Regions from separate parts of the Homo sapiens genome. Here region 1 is linked to region 2. Evidence: chromatin contacts called from ENCODE Hi-C data. All regions are on one chromosome and are shown on one strand. The core of a region is the stretch at or near the end of the contact, and the rest is flanking DNA. Distances in the headings are between cores, read along the strand shown.

Region 1 (2,700 bases), core at 180-2,679, 2.7 Mb after region 2:
ATCCATTTAGGACTGTAAAAATCAGGAAATACTTAGAACAGCACTTGAATGTCAAGTTATTCTATCAACACAGACAAAAGGCTTTTTCTCCCAAAGTACCCCAAGACAAGGCCAATACTAACCAGACGCCAAAATAAGACCAATAATTACCCACAATAATCATTTTCTCCGGCATGCGGACCAGTCGATATCCCCAAGGTCAAATATGAGCAAACTGTGCCATAGGTATGAAATGCACGCTTTGTTCGAGGTTGTACGGGGCACTGACCGGAACTTTACACTCCAGGATCGTTTCGAAAAATGCTTATTCAATCCACAGTTTAAGTTATGCAATAATTCGCTTAAAAGTATGTGTTCAACGGACAAGAGAAGTTGAAGGTAAGAATTTAATACTAAAGGAAGTAGGTTTGGGAAAGATCAAATGGGAGAAAAGTCTGCTCTGAATCAAAAGTCGGAAAATACCCTGTCCGATGAGAAACAGGAGGCTGGCAAAGTGGGAAAGGAAGGGTGCGGACAGCGCGCGGAGGCGCAGCTGTTGGTGAGACCAGCCGAGAAGGCTGCCAAGGGAGGTAGAGACGGAGGAGGACCGGAATGTCGGCCACGGTTCAACCCAGGGGCCAGCCCGCCTCGGAAAGTCCTGGGGCGGAAGGGCGAACTAATCGTCCCCCTAAAACACAGCGTAGACCCACGCGGCGCCTGCTCTAAAGCTGGCCGCTCCCCGATCGCCGCCGCTGAGCGCGCGTCCTCTCCAGGGGAAGCGAGGGCCGGCGCGTGTCCCGCCCGCCCCCGCCAGCTGGGCCGCCGGATCCCACCCGCCGCCGCCGCCTTCCTCCCGCCTCGGCCGCCCGCCCCCGCTCACTTTTACGCGGTTGAGTCCGGCCTCCAGCCGGAGCTGTTGAACCACTTTCTTCATAGCGGCGACGCTGGAGGAGCCAGACATGGTGCACGCGACGGCCGGGCCGATTCGTGGGTCGGTGGGTCGTGGGCCGTGGGTCGGCGGGGCCAGACAACTCAGCGGCGCGCGGCGGGGGCGGGGCTCCGAACTTTGTCTCTAAGTTTCCGGTTCTGTGCTCAGCGGCTCCACCCTCGGTGCGCATGCGCGCCTTGCCAGCCCTCTGTTCCAGCTCCACACCCGGCCCCGAGCGCGAGCCTGGAGGAGGGGGAGGAGAAGGGGCGGAGCAGTCGGTGGGCGCGGCGGCTGCTGGAGGCTAGCGCGACCCGACTCTTAAGTTTTCTTTTCCTCTCCAGAGGGGCCGATTAGGGAGAGGTAAGGAGAGAGCTTACCGTTAGCCGCGAAGAACTAAGAGGGGGTCTGAAGAGGACCAGGGAGGGAAGGCAGAGCTTGTGGGAGTTTCTAAAAGGCCCGGCGGCGGGTGACCAGGAGGTCTCAGTTTTCCTCCCAGTTTGTGGGAAGGGTTGAGGGAAGTGAGGGGAGATACTGGGTGAGGCGTAGGAGCTACTGTGCACCCGGCGTGAGTCACCCGCACACCCCCGCCCCGTACAGGCGTGTCTCTCTGTGACCCGAGTTTGGCCAACAGGCATTTTCAGTTCCACCCCCAACCCCCAGCCCCGCTGACCCGAGGCGGAGAGCAGGCGCGGAGGTCGCTGTCGCGTACCCAGCGGAGCCGGGCGGGCGGGGAGCAGGGGCGCTGATTCGCTGGAGAAGGGATCTTCTCGAGGTTTGACTTTACTGGCTTCTTAGCTCTTGAATCGGTTTTTCTGAAGGAGATTGTGAAGAAGCCAAGGTGCTGGCTGAAGATTACACCTGTCTGCTCGGTTACCCATTTACTCTGGAGAATTAATGCTTATTGTACTTTTTAAAATAAAACTTATTTTTGTGTTTCCGGAAAGTTTGCTCTTTAGTATTTCCGTTGTAATTTATTACCTCCTGCTTGAAATTGAGTACCAAAGGAGTTTTTAGGAGAGAGGGTAGGGTCTAACCAAACAAAATAGGCTCAGCCAGTAGGTCTTTCTTTCATCCACGGAAATATGTGTGTTATGTCACAGCACTAAGGGCAGATGTTTCCTATTTCTTTTCGGGTAGTCAATCTCCGAATGCGCTGATGTTTTCCATTAATGTTAATAATTTTATCATTAATGGATTTCAAATTTTTTATTAGGGAAGCATGTGTAATTGCACTGGTCAACAAAATCTAATTTATTTACTCAACAGTTTATATCAGTTCGCAAAAATGTACATCGTAAGTTTAGCATTTTACTTAATTCATACGGATGTAATGATTGGGGTTAAAACCAGGGTTTGAATTCTGGCTCTGCTACTTACGGTATTCTTGGGCAAGCCACTTAAGTTACTGAGGCTTTATTTCCTTATTTCAAAGTAAATTATACAGCTTCGTAGAGTTGTTTTTCGGAATGAAATGACATTATATGTAAAAAGAATGTGAAAGCTATCTCAATAAATATTGTCTTTTCCCAAAAGGTATTGTAATTATTTCACCTTTGGTGCTTTGTTGACTGTATAATGCTAAAACGTCATTCATACTTTACAGATTTGTAAGATTAAACACAAGTATCTATTCAAAGAATGATCTGTTTTACAGTAGTTGTAAAATATATCACTGAACTCTTAGAACCGTGGTATGTTAATGCTGGAAGAGATTTTAGGGAATATATGGTCCAATAATTACTTCTGTGAGGGAGACTGTTGAGGAATAAGCAGTGTTTTAGGCCGAAACAGTT
Region 2 (2,723 bases), core at 50-2,549:
AACATTGTTTGGAATGATTCCTGAAGTATGATGCTTGCAACATTCCTGCAGCACCAAAAAGTACCTATTGTTTCTGAAAGCAAAGCAGCTTAAGTTTTATCCTACTTTCTAGGTTTTAAATATTGGAGAATCATTTTTTTCTTGAAAAAAAGGTAAATATGCTTATTTAATTGATGGCTGCATTCATTAGTAGAATCAGTGGTTTACAAATACATCTGAAAACATAGCTGCTTCCAGCTCAGAAATTTTGCAATAAAAAAAAAATCCATGTTTGAATTTTGTGGCATGCACAGGACACTTAACTGGCTTTTAAACGTTTTTCCAGCGTGATTCGCCCTGTCCTGCTCTGTTCCTTTCAGCTTAGGTCCATCGTAGGCTCTGCCTGGCTGTTTGCTGACATTGCCAACCGAGAGGGGCAAGGAAGTGTGTTCAGAGGACAAGAGCAAAGGCAGTTTCAATGTAAGGAAATGAGGGAAACAGACCTAACAGCTCTGTGACTATACTTGAGAGTAAAGAGCCTTGTAGTCTCCTTTCCTTCCTTTGCTTATCCTGGTGAGTTTAATCAAAAACAAACAAAACGCTCTTGTGAAATATAGTCAATAAAGTCAAAGTTTAGCTGGCTCTACGTAACTACAAAGAAAAAAATCATCGCAATTTAAAAAAATGTAACTTTCATTAACGAGCGCGCCGGAAATCTCAGGTATCAAAGACGCATTAACCCTGGAGCGTCCCCCGCGCGCCGCAGCCGGACGGAGGCAGCCGCGGCGAACAGACGTTCTTTCTCCTCCATGCAGTTACACAAAAGGAGGGCTACGGAAACTAAAAGTTTCGGGGCCTCTGGCTCGGTGCGTGGAGAAAAGAGAAAACCTGGAGACGGGGTGGGTGAAAGACGCATCCCGGGCGCCTCTCCGAAGTCCAGGCCGGGAGCAAGCTCCTGGGCCTAGAGGGGAGGGGGCCCCGAGCCGCTGGTCATCCCCCTGCGCTCAGCCTCGGAGCGCCGCGCTTCGCGGCGCTCTCCCAAATACTCTTCACCCACTCCAGAAATAAAATAAATGTTTTTAAAGTGCATGTGTGTGGACAGGATGGAGAGCGCGCGCCGGCGGAGCGCGCGGAGGACCCAGCGCGCAGTGAGTGGAGTTTGGGGGTGGGCTAGGGGTTAGCGGTTGAATGGGTGTGTTAATGGGGGGAGCTGGAGGCAGAGCTCGGGGACCTGGGGGTAGGGGGAGCGCGAACCGACTGGGAGGGGAGAGAAGGGGAGGGGCGCGAGCTGGCGCAGGCCGCCTCCGGGGCGCGTTCCACGGCCGTGCGCGCGCGTCCCTCGCCGCCACCGCCGCCCGGACAGCCCTGCGGCCGCCCCGCCGGCGGAGCCGGGGCCGGCCTGGTCCTCGGGCGGCTGCTTGGCCACCGCCACCGCCGTCCGAAGGGCTCGAGCCCGTAAGTATCCCCTTTCGCTCCTCCTCCCCGCCGCTTGGGCGCACAGCCGCAGCAGCTGCTCAAATGGAGTGGAAAACGGCCATTGGGCGACAATGAGTTATAGATTATCTGCTCCACGTTTTGTACTTAGCTGCCTGTAATCTTCTTTTGAGTTTGCCCGAGCCCCTTGCTGGAAAACTCAGGAGGGAGAGATTTGTCCTTTGACGCTGTACACGCTAGTATGTTTATATGATTAGCCCAACTGGCGGGGAGGGCGGATTTGGGGGAAGGAGGAGGAGGAGGCTGGAGGTGACTCCAGTTCAGACCTCGCGGAGAGTCTGTGTCAGGACTTCGCATTCCCCCGTCTCTCTCTCTCTCCCTCTCGCTCCCTCTCACTCTCTCTCCGCTCACACACACGCAGAGGTGCTGGGGCGAAATCGGGAGCTTACCAGAGAATTCCTTGGGATTGTTGGGGGGCATCTCCCCTCCGCTGCTGTGTGTGGCGTGGCTCTTCCCGGCTACTCCTTGCTTCCCCGAGCCCGAGTCTGCGCCGCCAGCCTTCCTTGGGGCAGCGGCCACCGCTCAGCCCCGGCCGGGAGATCCGAAATGTGAGGAGGGGTCGCCGCCGCCTCCCGCCCCAGGCCGCAGGGTCGGCGCGAGGGATGCTATTCCGGCCGGGCGCTCGGGGGGCTGAGGGGCTTCGCCTGACAAACTGAGTTGGCCTCGCGCCCCCGGCGCCCTCCCGCCCGTCGCTTCGAAGGGACTCCCAAGTCTGCGCACCTCTGTCAGGCTTTTGCTTCCACCACCCCTTTCGCTCTGATTCCCGATTTTTTTTTCCTAAGGGAGCGTGCGGTCTGGGGGTGTGTGCGTGTGTGTGAAAGACCTCTCTCGAAGAGCGGCGTGTGGGAAACTGCGGGAAAATGTTGACTTAACCCCAGGAGCCGCCCGGCGCTGGCTGCTCGGCTGGAGGCGGCGGCGGCCGAGCAGGAGGACGCGCCGAGCTGCGGCGCCGTGTCCGGCCGGGGAGCTGCGGCGCTGCCTCCCGCGCGGACTCGGCGGCCGAGGACCCGCTCGCGGCCGGCCTCGGCCCTCTCCGGCCGGGGTAGCCGCTGCCCTCCGCGCCTGTCCCCGCGCGGCCCCCACGCCAGACGGCCCTCCCTCGGGGCGCGCTCGCAGACGGAGGTAAGAGCCGCAGGAGCGAACAATGTGCCTCTGTGCCCAGCTTCGGAGACCTGTTTGCTTTGCGCCTCCAGTCCGGGGGTGGATGCTGGAGGCGCAGGGAGCCGCGGGTTAATGGGGCTCGGCTGTTG

Evidence for each region. A loop is a pair of places that touch in the nucleus more often than their neighbours do. Pooled maps may share reads with other maps.
Region 1: a loop to region 2 is called in a map of ascending aorta, with 8 times the contacts of the local background. The contact joins the promoter of GNG5 here to the promoter of ADGRL2 in region 2. A Hi-C loop is called at or near these places in 2 of 168 maps with a recorded cell type or tissue (ascending aorta and heart left ventricle) and 8 of 50 pooled maps.

The regions. Positions count from the first base shown.
Region 1 is chr1:84,505,152-84,507,851 of GRCh38, forward strand. It overlaps GNG5 (G protein subunit gamma 5), which reads right to left and starts at 1,430. Exons shown (of 4, transcript NM_005274.3): 1 at 1,285-1,430; 2 at 860-1,150. The coding sequence starts at 940. SPATA1 (spermatogenesis associated 1) reads left to right here and starts at 1,235. Exons shown (of 14, transcript NM_001397487.1): 1 at 1,235-1,267. RefSeq lists silencers at 696-825, 1,076-1,155.
Region 2 is chr1:81,799,635-81,802,357 of GRCh38, forward strand. ADGRL2 (adhesion G protein-coupled receptor L2) reads left to right here and starts at 1,300. Exons shown (of 24, transcript NM_001366006.2): 1 at 1,300-1,434.